2 separate regions of the Homo sapiens genome follow, and region 2 is linked to region 1. The links are chromatin loops, found by intact Hi-C in ENCODE. Cell type or tissue: A673. All regions are shown on one strand.

What was found. A loop is a pair of places that touch in the nucleus more often than their neighbours do. Peaks named below come from ENCODE experiments on the same cell type or tissue, not always from the same donor. Only the 100,000 strongest peaks of a DNase experiment are listed, where the experiment ranks them.
Region 2: a loop joins it to region 1, with 4 times the contacts of the local background. A loop is called at or near these places in 2 of 110 quality-filtered maps.

The regions. Positions count from the first base shown.
Region 1 is chr9:77,636,004-77,644,003 of GRCh38, forward strand. The region is part of intron 1 of GNA14 (G protein subunit alpha 14); the gene reads right to left. Among named protein-coding and RNA genes, the nearest start is that of GNA14, 8.3 kb to the right of the region's middle. In A673, no CTCF peak of the experiment used is centred here; DNase peaks (open chromatin) are centred at 4,358, 4,938 and 5,378; H3K27ac peaks cover 5,885 bases.
Region 2 is chr9:78,117,581-78,125,580 of GRCh38, forward strand. No RefSeq gene overlaps it. Among named protein-coding and RNA genes, the nearest start is that of GNAQ, 90 kb to the left of the region's middle. In A673, a CTCF peak has its summit at 4,140 (motif pointing left); a DNase peak (open chromatin) is centred at 4,121.

The sequences.
Region 1 (8,000 bases):
AAATTGCTATAAAGGTTTCTAAACACAGGTGCATTTTGAGTGGTGTTGATGAAGACTACTAATGGCTTACCACTAAATGGATTAGAAGATAATTCTACAAAAGATTAATCACCTTCATTTGATTTTTATTAGTAATATAATTAACATATTTTTCAATTACACAGTAGCTGAGCAACAGAAGCAAATATTCTGGGATGGGTTACTCAGAAAGGAAGGTCTTATTTATGGCAGATTCAAGAGAGAAATGGCATGGATAATCCATCTAATAATAACTGACAACTGATCATCAATACAGAAGATGGCTTTCAGGCAAAACAATAAAACATACATTTTACTTTTTTCTCTCATTCATTAAAAAAGCACAAAATATTAGAATTTGTCAGTCAATTTTTAAAAAGCAAACTTGACAACAGGAGTATTACTCTTTGGATGGAAATATCAGCCATCTTAATCCATTCTGTGTTATAAAGGAATACCTGAGGCTGGGTAATTTATAAAGAAAAGAGGTTTATTTGGCTCATGAATCTCATGGCTAGAAAGCTCAAAACTAGGCATCTGCATCTGATGAGGGCCTTGGGCTGCTTCCACTCTTGGGGGAAGGTGAAGGAGAGCTGGTGTGTGTAGAGATAATGTGGTAAGAGAGGAAGCAAGAGAGGTGGGGAAGTGCCAGGCTCTTCTGAACAACCAGCTCTCTCAAGAATACAGTGAGAACTCACTCCCAAGGGAGGGCACTAATCTATTCTTGAGGGATCTGACCCGACGACCTAAACACCTCGCAGCAGGTCCCACCTCCAACACTGGGGATCAAATTTTCAACATGAGATTTGAAAGAGACAAACATTCAAACCGCAGCACAAGCCAATGTTCCATGGAGAGTGAATTTTCAACGAGAAGACTGATATATGATGGCTCTTACTAGAATATGGTTCCTCAGCACTCCTAAGTCCATTAATAGAAGCATAACTACCTAATGGTTATTAGCCATAAGATCATTGCAGTTTTTAGGAGCACAGTTTTTTGAAGAGTACATGCAAGTACAAGGATCTATGCAAACATGAACATTTGCTACTTTTTGAAACGATTCTTGCCAAGGTAAAACATACATTTACTGGTGATGTTTACAGCTCCTGGAGTACTAACTTCTTGAAGAAAAAAATAGTTTCCATTAAGAGGTACTGGGTCATGAACTAATCAGATTTCTGCTGGCTTGAACTTTCAGCTTCCAAAGTCTTACCACTTTTCACTGTTCTTTGCTATTAATTTCCTTTTTTGTTCCACAATTCCAAGAATATCACTGTCTCCTTTACCTTGACTCTCGTTATAATAGACTCTTTAAACCTAAGAAGCACACACTGAAAAGGGAAAAAAACAGAGATCTGGCCCTAAAACCTGCAGTGGCCATTGAGAAGATGTTGACCTCATCTCACCCATCAACTTCAGAGAAAATTTAAATTTTGCACAATTCAAACCACATATGGAAGGAATTTCTATATCTTATCAGCAACCCTATAATTTTCTTAAATTAAAAAGTATATTTTAACTTGTTATCTATTCTATTGTTAAAGTTGTTGAGCTGGGTGCAGTGGCTCATGCCTGTGATTCCAATGACTCTGAAGGCTGAGGTAGGAGGATCGCTTGAGGCCAGGAGTTCAAAACCAGCCTGGGCAATAGCAAGACCCCATCTCCAAAGAAATATTTAAAACCTAGCCGGGTGTGGTAGCATGCCTGTAGTCCCAGCTACTCGGCAGGCTGAGGTGGAAGGATTGCTTGAGCCCAGGAGGCCAAGGCTTTAGTAAACCATGAAAAGAAAAATTGTTTTTGTTGTTAATACAGAGAGTACCAGGAGCAGGCATATCACATAGGTAATACTTTTCTTTTGTGTTCATATTCTAGAAAACTTTAGCTTTTATTGCTACTCTCTGGTTTTATATGCAAAAGTTTATTCTGAAAAAATACTGGAAGATCAATATATTAAATATCAAATGTAGTCTTATAGTGAAGTAATTAACGACTCTCTCTCTGAATAATCATGAGCACTTGCTTGTTCTATCTGTAACATGGGTATATCAACATGTATTCATGGAAGAATATTTCATATTTGATAGTCAACTAGCCTATCTCATTTCAGATTGGTCAAGTATCATTCTGGCTTTCAGTGCTCACACTGTACCATCCAGTCATTATTAAAACATTGCACCAGGCACAAAACTGGTTCAGGTGCCAGGATACAGGAACAAGATAGCACAGCCCCACTCTCACAGAGCTTGCAATCTATTTGGGGGCAGACAAGTCAACAAGTAAGCAAATAAGAATATCAGGTCAATTCCAAGATAACAGCTATGAAGAAATAAAGCCAAGTTATAGAACCAGGCAACTAAGAGTAAATGGTGCAAGGATAATTTCAGGTAGTGTGATCTGGAAAGGCCTTGTCAAGAGATGAACTTTTGAGCTGAGACGTGAAGATAAGGAAGAAACAGCCATGTATGTGGAACAAGAGTGGGGAACAGAAAAGAATGTTCCAGGCAGGAAAAAAAGCAAGCTTAAAGACCCAGAGGTAACAAATGTTGTGTTTGAAAAACACAAAGGTGAGTTTGGCTTCAGCCCAGCAAACCAGTGGGAGAATGACCCTGTGTACATTCCGAGAGGTAGGAAAGCATTTGGCATTTATTCCAAGTGTAAGTAAAAGACACTGAATTTAAGTAAGGTAATAATATAAATCTAAGTTTTTAAATGGACCAAAGAAGGGCAAATGTGGGAGATGGGAAATCAAGAGGACACTGCAATAACGCAGGTGAATTGCAGCTTTGGATAGGGGAAGAAGTGGTGAGATTTGGCAAATGTTTAACACCAGAGACAATGCTGGCAGATGGGCTGTGGCAATTTCCTGGGATAATAGGATACATGTGTGAAATTTTCATAGCCCTGTAGAATAAAGGCATGATTTTAAAAAACAAATTCAAGAAATTAACTAGAGCAATATTAAATACACCTTAATATTTAAAGACATCTGCCTCCTTTTCTTTTCATGATTCCACTGTCTGAAAGCTTACATTTTAGTTTTTGAGTTTGCCTTTACCAATCCATTTAGGAAAAGTTATTTTATGGAAAATATCACATTTTTGTTGTAGATCTTTGTAATTTGGCGCTGCCCAGCATCTGAGCACTTACCTTCTGGGGGAAGAGTTTCAAGAAAGGTAGGAGGCAGCAGCCCACCCCCTTTCCCTATGGTAGAAAGCTAAGGCTGGCAGAATTTTATTTAACAAGCACCTAAAATAAATAGCACTGACTATGTGCCAGGCACTATTCTAAACGCTCTAAAAATGACAACTCATTTAATCCTCATAATAGTACGTGCCTCATTGGGTTGTTATTCCCCTTTAACAGATGAAGAAACTAATGTACATTCCAGGATGCACACAGCTTATCAGTGGAAAAGCCTATATTTTAAACCCAGCAAGGCTGGCTCCAAAGAACATGCTAACCGCTGTGTCACACTGCCTCCCCCCAACAACCTGGTAGATGAGCACAATCAGACAGATGGAGGTTTTGAAAAGTGACACCAGGGTGCAGAAGATGGTCACAGGTGATTTGCAGCTCTGCTGTGAATATAAGTGTCTAGCAGCAGCAGCAGCAGCGACTGGCAGGGTGGTGGAGTCCACTGACTGTGTCCTTGACAGTCTTGTCTGGTACTAGCATTTGCTATGTCCAGAGTCCCTTAAATCCTGCCCTTTTGCGGAGCCTCCTCTCCAATTTCCATTAATTCTATTTCCTGCTTCCACTCTAATAAATTATTACTCTGCTTACATGGTCAACAATCAAGAATCTTGGCCAGCATGGCTAATTTACCCATCAGCAGAGAGCCAATCTTCATAATGAATGTGAGGGCTCTTGCAGAGGCTTTTGTGGTCCCTTCCAACTTTAGAGCCCTTGGATTTCCGCTAGTATATTTTCTTCCTCTAACAGTAGTTGTAGCTGTGGCTACCTGGCTCACAGGGATCCCAGTCCCCGGCCATCTGCACTCAGGTGACAGTCATGTCCATGATACATGTCCCCTGGCCAGAACTGATTGATCCAGGAGTGCACCCTGATGCCACAACCTGGCTATAAAGGTCTGCAGAGAGGGCTCTCAAGCTTGGAAGGGGATGGGGTCAAGTCCTGTTGATGGCTGTGCCTTGAGTCCCCTAACCCAACTGCCCTGGCACTTGCTCTTTCTCATTTATTATTCAAATCCTCTTTGAATTCCATGAGATGCCCTGGTGACAGTCCTTCCGATAAATGATTGTCTCCTCTTTGAATTTCAACCATCTTTAGTATCATCATAGCTTTGCTCCAATAATTCACTGAAAATCCCTCTCTGACTTCCCAATATCATGAACTCCCTTCATATAGCCCTACACATGGGAGTTGTTACAGTGGTATTTTTCCCTTTGTGGTTTAAGTATCATGGGAAATGAGAAAGCAAAAGATGACAGACTAGAAGGCATCTTTTAAAAAGAAAAAGAAAAAAAGACCATTTGAAGATTAAGACTTTATTTGCATTGCTTTTTGCCAAACTCCACTGTCAGATTTTTCCACTTTATATCTGCCCACAGCTTAAGACTTATTAAAGCCTCAAAAATTTCATCCTCTAATGACATGACTTAGCACCTTGATTCTTTAGGTACTTGGATACTGTACTAGTAATTGATCTGAATTAGGGACTTGATATCTTTGTTTCAAGTGGCTTAAAGATTTTTTTTAAAAGATCCAGTTCTCCAATAAAAGGAAGCAGAGCCCCTCTGAGAAACAGCTGATTTCTTCCCCAGCTGGGGAAGAATTGGTACAAGACGAGCCTGGGGCATGTTATGCCAGAAAACAATAAAATGCTCAAAAAAAAAAAAAAAAAAAAACAACAGACAGAGGCATGTCACAGTGACACAGGAGCCAGCTTGAAGGGGATCTCATTGCACAAGTCGGGTATGATTTGAGCACCAAAATGATTAAGAACAGTAATGAAGTAAAAAATCATTGAGGGAAAAAAACCTAGGTATTCACGAATTTGCATGGGAAGGAAGGAAGGAGGGGAGGGGAGGGGAGGGGAGGGGAGGGGAGGGGGGGGAAGGAAGGAAGGAAGGAAGGAAGGAAGGAAGGAAGGAAGGAAGGAAGGAAGGAAGGAAGGAAGGAAGGAAGGAAGGGCAAAGGTAAGGCTGTTGCAGTAGAATGTCAAATGCCAACTGGTAAATGTGGAGAGTGCTGGAGTTGGAAAATCATTCTGCAGATACCATGTTATAGATTGGATCAACTGGAAACCATCAATGACTCCTAAATCTTGATAAGAAGCAGGGTATTTACTAGCCTTATAAAGTGTCTCTCCACAAAATTATGATACAGTGGATAAAACAGACAATATCTTAACCAGGCCATCAGAGTTATCACCACCACAGAGGAGCAGATGGACATGGTGTGCCTCCAGATGCCACCCCCGAGAAGGACACAACAGCACGTATCCAGTGTTCCAGCCAGAAAAGCACAGTGGGGATCGCTAATCGTAAGAAAATCACCAGTTAAATCCCAAATGAGAAACCGTCTGTTAAAAAAAAAGGGAGAGGGGACTGTATTTTTCAAAAATTCAGTGTCGTAGAAGCAATGACTTTGTGGAAAAGTTCCAGATTAAAGAAACTAAAAGGATATGAGAACCAAATGCAATCCCTGAGCCTCCTCTGGACCCTGTACTGGAGGTGGGGGAACACCACTAAGGACGTTATTGGGTGAACCAACAAAACTGGGATATGGATAATAGATTGGACACAAATATTGCATCAAAGTGAAATGTACAGACCTTTCATAAGTGTACTGCGCTTATGTAAGAGATTATCCCTATTTTTAGAAAAACACGCTTAAGAGTTTAGGGAAAAAAAGGCCACAATACATTTAACTTACCCTCAAACACTGCCAAGGGAAAAGGGCATACCTATGTTGTTTGTGCTATTCTTATTCTTGCAAATTCTTTGTAAATTTTAAATCGGTTCCAAATAAAAAGTAAACAAACAAAAAAAAAGATTTGGAGCAGGAGATTGACTGCAAAGGCACAGGGAACTTTCCAGGATGATGGAAGTGTTTATAGATTGTGATCATACATTTGTCAAAACTCAAAGTGTACACTTAAGCCTGGTGACTTACTGTATTCAATAAAGATGATTTGCAAAAGGTACAGAGGGTAAAAGTCCAGTATTTCAAAAGGTTCTGTATTCATTTAAGGGTAGACAGAAGAAGAGGTACGTGCATTTGCCTCTTGAAAGGCCTCAGGAACTGCTGTGTTATAGATGGAAGCAAACTATCTAGTGAGATTGGTTTGCTCCAGCCAGGATGAACAGAAGCCACAGACAAAACCACACAATCCTCCTTTCTGAAGCATATTATGGCAAAAAAGCAAGCATTTTTATTTTAATGTCTATTTTAGAGTGAACACAATACTCACATAACTGGTTAAAATAAAACACAGGCCAGGTACGGTGGCTCATGCATGTAATCCCAGCACTTTGGGAGGCTGAGGCAGGCAGATCACTTGAGGTCAGGAGTTTGAGACCAGCCTGGCCAACATGGTGAAACCCTGTCTCTACTAAAAAATATATGAAAATTAGCTGGGCGTGGTAGTGGATGCCTGTAATTCCAGCTACTTGTGAGGCTGAGGCAGGAGAATCACTTGAACCTGGGAGGCAGAGGTTGCAGTGAGCCATGATCGTGCCATTACACTCCAGCCTGAGCAACAGAGCATGACTCTGTCTCAAAAAACAAACAAACAAAAATAAAATCAAACACAAAACTCAATGAAATCTGGTCCCCAAGGGATCCTTCATATGATCCCAGATCCTAAGAACACCATTTACTGTCCTCAGAAATTTCCCTAGATGGTGAGGAGAGTTTGTGCATGTCTCACCCAAGCCCCCATGCGCAGACAATTGTTTGCATCTTACCCTCACCATAGTTCAAGGCCCACTCAGATGATGCCTCCTCCAGAGGCTCCCCCTTTACGCTCTGCCTGTTCTACCTCTTAATCTCTGTTAAGCTTTTATGACCATCTTCCTCATAACAGCTATTTGTGAACTGTCCTTCTCCAACTCAGCCCTTGGGAAGGAATCCCTGCACTGTGGCTGGCACCTTGGAAAAGGCTGTTGCATTGAACTAAGCTCAGATAAAGGAACGTGGGCATATTTACCATTTCATTCCTTTTCTTCTTCAGAGTGGGAAGGTGTTGTCATTTTTTTTTTTTTTTTGAGACAGAGTTTCACTCTTGTCACCCAGGCTGGAGTGCAATGGTGCTATCTCAGCTCACTGCAACCTCCACCTCCCAGGTTCAAGCGATTATCTTGCCTCAACCTCCTGAGAAGCTGGGATTACAAGCATGTGCCACCACACCCGGCTAATTTTGTATTTTTAGTAGAGACAGTGTTTCTCCATGTTTGTCAGGCTGGTCTTGAACTCCTGACCTCAGGTGATCCGCCCGCCTCAGCCTCCCAAAGTGCTGCGATTACATGGGTGAGCCACCGCACCCAATCGGTGTTGTCACTTTCTACCTTAAAACTCACACTATTTGCACCATTTTCTGGAATGGACTTCCTGCCCAGGAACATGATGGCTAATTCTGAAATGGGATTTTGTTATAACCAATCCAATAAAACTTTTTGGGACCAGATTTTCAACTTTTTGGTGTAAGCAGGAAGAGGAATTTTAAATCAGTTTATGGCTCAGAAAACACTAAGGGAAACTCAAAGTAAAACATTTCTGTTAAAGCACTACCACAACAGTTTATACAAACTTCTATGCAACCCACAGTTGGTCAACTAAAATGGAAAATGACACCTCTCTAGGGCCTGAAAATACTCAAAAAACAGAGTGATGATAGCTGATACTGAGCACTCACTGCCATCCAAAGCCCAGAGAATTTAGTCCACAGCTAAGACACTGTAGGGCTAGGGTTCAAACCCAGGCAGACTGGGCTAAGAATCTACATTTTTCATCTC
Region 2 (8,000 bases), 480 kb after region 1:
GATGGAAGTAGTATACTCATATATTGCAATATTATATGGCAGTTAAAAGGAATAAACTAGATCTATGCATATCAAGATGAATAGAGCTTAAAACATGTAAAAATAAATACTATGTTATATGTATTTAGTGACACAATTTTTTTTTTTTTTTTTTTGAGACAGAGTCTCAGTCTGTCACCCAGGCTGGAGTGCAGTGGCCTGATCTCAGCTCACTGCAACCTCTGCCCCCCGGGTTCAAGCGATTCTCCTGCCTCAGCCTCCCAAGTAGCTGGGATTACAGGCGCCTGCCACCACACCTGGCTAATTTTTGTATTTTTAGTAGAGACGGGGTTTCACCATCTTGGCCAGGCTGGTCCTGAACTCCTGACCTTGTGATCCAACCGCCTCAGCCTCCCAAAGTGCTGGGATTACAGGCATGAACCACCATGCCCAGCTGACACATATTTATACCCAAATGTGTAAAAGCTGCATCAGAAGGATATGCACAAAAATCTCGAGATTGGTTATGCCTGGGGCGCAAAGAAAGGAAAAACAAGTGGAGTAATATTGGAAAAAGACCTTATATGAAATATATTATCAAGAAATAACTGGAAGAATTAGACAAATAAATGAATTTTGATTCATTTCTCACACCATGTACAAAAATTAACTCAAAATGAATCAGAAACAGGTGTTGATTCTGAATGTGAGCTTGGATTAGGGAAATAGTTTCAGATCTGATACCTAAAGCACAGCCATAAAAGAAAAACAATCAATAAGTTGAACTTCATCAAAATGCAAAACTTTTGCTCTATGAAAGACATTACAAAAAGACGGGCCAGGCATGGTAGCTCCTACCTGTAATTCCAGCACCTTGGGAGGCTGAGGCAGGCACATCACTTGAGCTCAGGAGTTTGAGACCAGCTTGGCCAACATGGCAAAACCCTGTCTTTACTAAAAATACAAAAATTAGCTCAGTGTGGTGGCATGTGCCTGTAGTCCCTGTAGTCCCAGCTACTCGGGAGGCTGAGGCAGGAGAATCATTTGAACCTGGGAGGTGGAGGTTGCAGTGAGCCGAGATTGTGCCACTGTACTTCAGCCTGGGCGACAGAGTGAGACCCTGTCTCAAAAACAGAAAAGAAAAAAAAAAGAAAAAGAAAAAGAAAAGAAAAGATAAGCCACAGACAGAGAAAAAATATTTGTAAAGCACTCTTCTGACAACAAACTTGAAGCCAGACTATATGAAGAACTATCAAAACTCAACCAAAAAAAGACCAAGTTTTTTTTTTTTAAATAGCAAAGTTTTGAACAGATACTTCACCAGAGGAGATATATTGGTAGCCAATAAACATATGGAAGGTGCTCAACATCATTAGTCATTACGGAAATGCAAGTTAAAACCATGATGAGACAATGCTACACTTACTAGAATAACTTTAAAAAAGAACCTGACAATAATATCAAGTGCTGTTGATGATGAGAGGCAACTGGAACTCTCAGATATTGCTGGTGGGAATGCACAATGGTACAACCTCACTGGAAAACCCTCAGGCAAAGAAATGCAGGTGCTGCTGTTGAAATCAAACAGCTTATGAGGAAGTGGTAAGGGCAAGAGAATATGGGTGGAGTACCCATAGTATCTGTTAATACTCCCACGTAATGAGTTCTTCAGTTCTGAATTTACTGAGAGCTCTGTCAGGTTCTTGTAAGTTGGCCAAGTCAACCATAAAAATTCTATTGCTTTGCATTTTTTACAGTGCAAGTCAGTTTCTCAATCCTGACTAAGAAACACAAGAAAGGAGGAAAGATGGGGCATTTGCCTGCAATGTCAGATACAACCAAGCCAAAAGCCTACACCCCAAAGCCCTGTGTATTTGGAGGTGAGCCTGCCCTGGTCCTCCAGGAGGATATCCAGGGTCGCCCAGACCAGATTTTGCTTTCTCACCAAGGAATGTCGCCCACCACGAATAAAAGATGCCTTTGCAGATTGAGGTTCCGGAGTGTGAGTTTATCAAAGAAGGAGCAGGAAGAAGGAAAGAAGGGAAAAAAGAAAAGCCCCCACATTTCTGCCAGCGCCTCATGCAGCTTACTAGCTCCTCTCCCAGGGCCTCCAGGAGGCTCTCTTCACATGGAAGGAGGCTGAAGAGCAGGTCTTCCAGCAGTTTAAAGTCTCTGGAGGAACTTGTGCCACAATCCATGCCTCCTCTACCAACTGAACTCTCAACTGGGTCTGTTGCCTTCTGCCAAATGTTATTTACATCTCCAGGAGACATAAATATTGGTCACAATGCCTGTGAATCTTGAAATTCTATTCTATTCTATTCTCCCACCTACTATAGTAAATTCCAGACAGCGATAGGCAAAAAAGAGCCCTAGGCAAGGGCCCACTTTATTCCATCTCTTTCCTTGGACAATTCTATTAGGTAACAAAAGAATCAACTTTATTAGGTATAATAGGCATGCAAGAAAAACATTTATTTAAAATGCACATCAGGCTGGGCGTGGTGGCTTACGCCTGTAATCCCAGCACTTTGGGAGGCCAAGGTGGGTGGATCACCTGAGGTCAGCCTGACCAACATGGAGAAACCCTGTCTCTACTAAAAATACAAAATTAGCCAGGTGTGGTGGTGCATGCCTGTAATCCCAGCTACTCGGGGGGCTGAGGCAGGAGAATCGCTTGAACCCAGGAGGTGGAGGTTGCAGTGAGCTGAAATCGGGCCATTGCACTCCAGCCTGGGCAACAGGAGAGAAACTCTGTCTAAAAAAATAATAAAATAAAATACAATGCACGTCAATGAGATTTAACAAATATATATCTCTGCATATAAGTCCCACTACAATTAAGTGATAGAGCACTTCCATCATTCCAGAAACTTTTTCTCATGCCCTTTGCAGCCAACCTCTGTCCTAGGAAACAACTGCTCTGCTTTCTGTTACTATAGCTTAGTTTCAACTTTTCTAGAATTTTTCATCTAAATGGAATTATATAGTATTATGCTTTTGTGTCTGACTTCTTTTGCTCAGCCTAACTTTTGGAATTCATTAATTTTAGTGTGCATTAGTAGTTCTGCTCCTTTTTACTGCTGTGATATTCCACATCATTCTTTAATATAAAGACAACTTTTCACCTCTGGATTAAGAGCTAGACCTGCAATAGCAAACTTAAATGCCTAGAGAAGACAGGCCCATAATGCAAACGAGAAAAGGGGTCTGGTATAAGAAAATTTATTTTTAAAAACACTACTCCTCTTGTTATATCCTCATTTTCTAAAGAAATGCTTCGTTTTCTTCAACTTTAAGGAAAATAGGAGTGTATGTATGATGATAAATAGCAACCGACACCTGACTTTGGGGAGAACAATAAAGAATGAAGGGGATGGTGGCAGATTCCAGAGTCCACACCCATCTAAAGGAAGCAGCTTTGCCGTATAGGAACACGGGGCCAGGTTTCACATCTTCTTATTGTTCCAGAGAAGCAGGAAATCTGGGTTTGTATGTGAAATCTCCTGAGTTTTAAATGTTGAAAACAAATTCAAATTTTATTAAAGCACTGGATGGGCCAATTCTGTTCAGGTCAAATAAAACAAATCTGGGGGCCAGATGTGGACTGGCAGGCATCACTTTGTGTCCTCTGATGTCGACAAACTAAAAGCAAGCCCAAGCCGCCCTCTCCACTGTGCTTTTTGTAGAAACATCTTGGTCCTGCTGGGACCTCCCAGTCCAAGGAAGCACCAGGGATGGCTTACCTCACTGGCTACATGGAAGAGAGGAAAAAAGGAAGAGCAAAACTCATTTCAAGGTCCCAAGAAGAAGAGAGGAAGAGAATATTTACTCCAGGCTAGTTATTATTTTTACCACCCTCCTGCCCCATACTAGAGCATCATGAGAATACATATATTCGAATCACCTGGGGTGGGAAAACAGGTTCCCTTCCGATTTATTTGATCTGTTGGGCCTGCTGTGGTCTTGCATTTTAACAAGCTCCTCGAGTAACTCTTATCCACACTGAAGTTTGACACTCGCTGCATTGGGTTTTCCAGTCTTTGCTACAAAATGGTTCAGTTGCCAATGAGAGTTCATTTTGTCCTACATCTAAATTTGAGTTCCCTTTTGTAGGAAAAGTAATGGGGAAGAAGGGAAGGCTTTGAGCGCCCCCTTGGGGCTAGCTTGGTGAGTGAACAGCTTTATAGTGATAAGTGATTTTTCAGAGATGTTAGGAATAAAAATAATAAATAGTATACTATTTATTATTATAATAGCCCATACTAGCATTAGGTATTGTGACTGGCAATTCACATATAGTATCTTATTTAAGCCTATCAGGCAGACACTATCATTACCTGCATTTTATTTTACTTTATTTTTATTTTTATTTTTGAGACAGGGTTTCACTCTTGTTGTCCAGGCTTGAGTGCAGTGGCACAGTCTCGGCTCACTGCAATCTCCACCTCCCAGGTTCAAGCGATTGTCCTGCCTCAGCCTCCCGAATAGCTTGGATTGCAGGTGTCTACCACCATGCCCGGCTAATTTTGTATTTTTAGTAGAGATAGGGTTTCGCCATGTTGACCAGGCTGGTCTTGAACTCCTGACCTCGGGTGATCCGCCCGCCTCGGCCTCCCAAAGTGCTGGGATTACAGGCATGAGCCATTGCGCCCAGCCTTTATTTTATTTTTTAATGAATAAAAAGCTTTTAATTGGAAATTCTTTAAACAGGATACCCCAATATCCAAATAACATATGACCTGAATTTTATAGAGGAGGAAATTTACCTGCAAATCCAATGGCATGGCTGATCACCCTCTTCCTTAATATATTTTTTTAACTTGGCGCCCAGGACACCACACTCTTTCTCATTTGCCTCATATCTCACTGATTCTTCCTTCTTGGTCTTGATTGTAGTCCCCTCTTCTCCCAGATCAGTTCATTTGGATTGCCCCAAGAATCAGTCCTTGGTTTTCTTTTCCCTACAGTCACTTTCTTAATAAACTCCTTTGTCAATATGCCAATGAACCCCAATTTTTTATATTGTAACTAACATCTCTCCTGAATCCCTGACTCATATACGCAGTTGCCTACTTGATATGTCCACTGAGATTTCTCGGAGACCCCTTAAACTTAACATGTCCAAAAATGGGGTTCTCATCTTCTCCCACAAATCTACTCTATTAGAGGGTTTTCCCATTTCAGATGATAGAAGCTCCCAATTGCTCATACTAAAATCTTTGGTGTCATTGTTGACCCTCTCACTCATACCTCTGGCCGCCACTCCCTCCCTGGGTTGAGTCATCACCCTCTCTCGCCCGGAGTATTGCTACAGCCTCCTTTTGGTCTTTTTGCTGTCAAACTCGTGTTCCAAGAGACTATTCCTAACATAGAAACCAGAATGATCTTCTTAAAATGTAACTCAGATCATATCATCTCTCTGCCTATAATCTTTCCAAGGCTTCCCATTTCACTCAAACTAAATGCCAAGTCCCTCAGATGGCCAATAAGGCCTTCTACAAGCAGGGCCCCATCACCTCTTTGACCTCAACTCCTGTTATTCTCTCCCTTATTCACTCCACTCTAGCCATACTGGTCTCCATGCTCTTCCTGACATGTGCCTGGCTTGTTTCTGCACTGGCTCTTTCATCTGCCTGGAGCACTTTCCCCAGGAGATTCACTTAGCTTACTACTTCACCTCCTGCAAATCTTTTCTTGGATGTCACCCTCTCAATGAAGCTACTCTGTCTCCTCTACTTCAAATTGCAACCTGTTGCTCTCTCTCTACCAAACTTCTTATCATGCTTCACTTTTCCCATGTCATTTTATGGCTTTCCAACACATTATATAATTTAACTATTTATTACATTTTTAGTTACTTTTTCTCCCCCAACTAGAATATGAACTCCAAGGCAGCAAGAATTTTTGTATTTTTGTATGTTTCTGTAACATATTCCAAGCACATAGATCAGTGTCTGACATGTAAAAGCAATTGTTGTTGAATGAACAAGACATGGAGAGATTACACTTCAAGCCATAAGTATTTCAATAACTCATTTGAGAAGAAAACCTGAATAACCAACAGTTGTTTTCTCCTTATAGAGAAGCAAACTATAGCTCCGTGAAGCCTGTGCTTGGGCAGCTTCTACATGCAGCAGTGCTGAATACCAACACCTACATTTCCCCAGAGAAACAGCGTACAGCAATGTGCTGTCCTCATCCACTTCTTCTGAAGTCAAGTCCCCAGCAGTTGTATCACCTGCAGAGTTGCAATGCACAGATTTGGGCATTGTCTTATTTACCTAATTTACTTGGGGGAAATAATGCTGACTTAACAAGTGGTATTTTTCCTTACAGTAAGAAGCAATACATGGTCTGTGGTGTATGTTTTTATATACTACTTACATGTAAAGATGAGTCCTCTGAAGTTGTAACTCACAAAATGAAGCAGTATAAAATTGTGTGAGATGAATGTTCTGTAATGAGATTTTGCTGAGTAAGGCTGACTTGTCATCAGATATGCCTTGATAAGAGATGCAATAAATGGTCCTGCTTTGTGCATCTTGAGTTGCCAGCAATTGTATTTTTCAGAGAAGCAAGCCTGAGAGTTCTTTGCAGTGAGAACGTTGGGGACTCAGTGTGGAGAGCAAAGCTGATGTGCTTGCAGTTGTGTCTAACCAGGATGAGCAGCATGGTGCTCTAGGCCATGTGTTCTTCATTTCCTTTACTTGGCTAGACAAACCCACGTGGATGGATGGCAGAACCTATCCCAACCCTGATAGTAGATTGCTCCCAAAGCTTCAGGCTTCCAAAAGAAATCCAGATCCTCTTCTTCCCACCTATTGTCACCAACCCCAAATCCCACACAGGCTCCACCTCTAGTCTTCCCCAGCCATTACAGGCATGGCTGCTCCTAACCTGCTTAGAAAAAGTAAGAAATTAAAGACCAGATTTCACAGAGATAATGAATGAGCAATTTGAAATATTAATTTGTTTTTACTGTTGAATAAACAGAGAATTCCAAGAACCACTGTCAGAGAATAAATGGAGAGGGGTAGGAAAAAGAGTGCCTGCACTGCACCTCTGGAAACATTTATCAAATTTACCCATACAAATTCCCAGCAGTCTGACCACACATATAACCACTCAGATTTATAGCTCCATCTCTCAGAATTGGAGGATTTGCTTCAAGGAAAAATGTCAATTACACAGAACACTAGAAGGTGAAAGAAAATATTCCAGTCCATTTCAGTGATTACATTGGGTCAATGCTGTATTTTTTGGTTGCCAAAATAAAATCAGCTCAAAAGTGTATATGAAAAAGAAAATAAATCTCAATCTTAGTGACCATCTTTTCTGGTTGGAATTGTTTCTTCATAAGGTCAAAATGTAGCATAGCTTATCATAGCCAGTAGTTCCTCCTTCACAGTGGATTCTTGGTGGTAATTGTAATGACAAGCTGGCTTTGTAGCAAAGAAACCTGAACTTATTGAAATACTTGCTTCCCTTGACATCCAGGGCATCACACTGTCCAGGATTTCCTCTAACCTATCTGGCCACTTCTCTCTCATTACGGGTTCCTTTCATCACCCAGACTTCTAACCATTGGATTGCCATAGAGCTCCATCCTTGAACCTTTTCTCTACCTTCATTCCCTCCATTGATGAGCTCAGTCTTTCTGATACCATCTGTATGCTGACGATCCCTGCATTTCTATCTCCAGACCAGGACGTTCCCCTGAATTCCAGACTCCTCTAAAGAAAGGCTTACTTGACACCTCCATTTGGGTATCTTTAACAGGCATAACAAATTTAACATTTCCCAAACTAAACTCCTAAATTCTTTCTCCACACCCCAACCATCTTTCTTGTCTATCTCAGTAAATGGCAATTGTATTCATCTAATTGCATAATCTAGAATTCTTGATTCATTTCTTTCTCTCATAATGCCCCATATTTGATCATTTGGCAAATCTCATTGGCTCTATATTTAAATTGTATCCTGAATCCAATCACTTCTCACCACCTCCTCTGCTACCA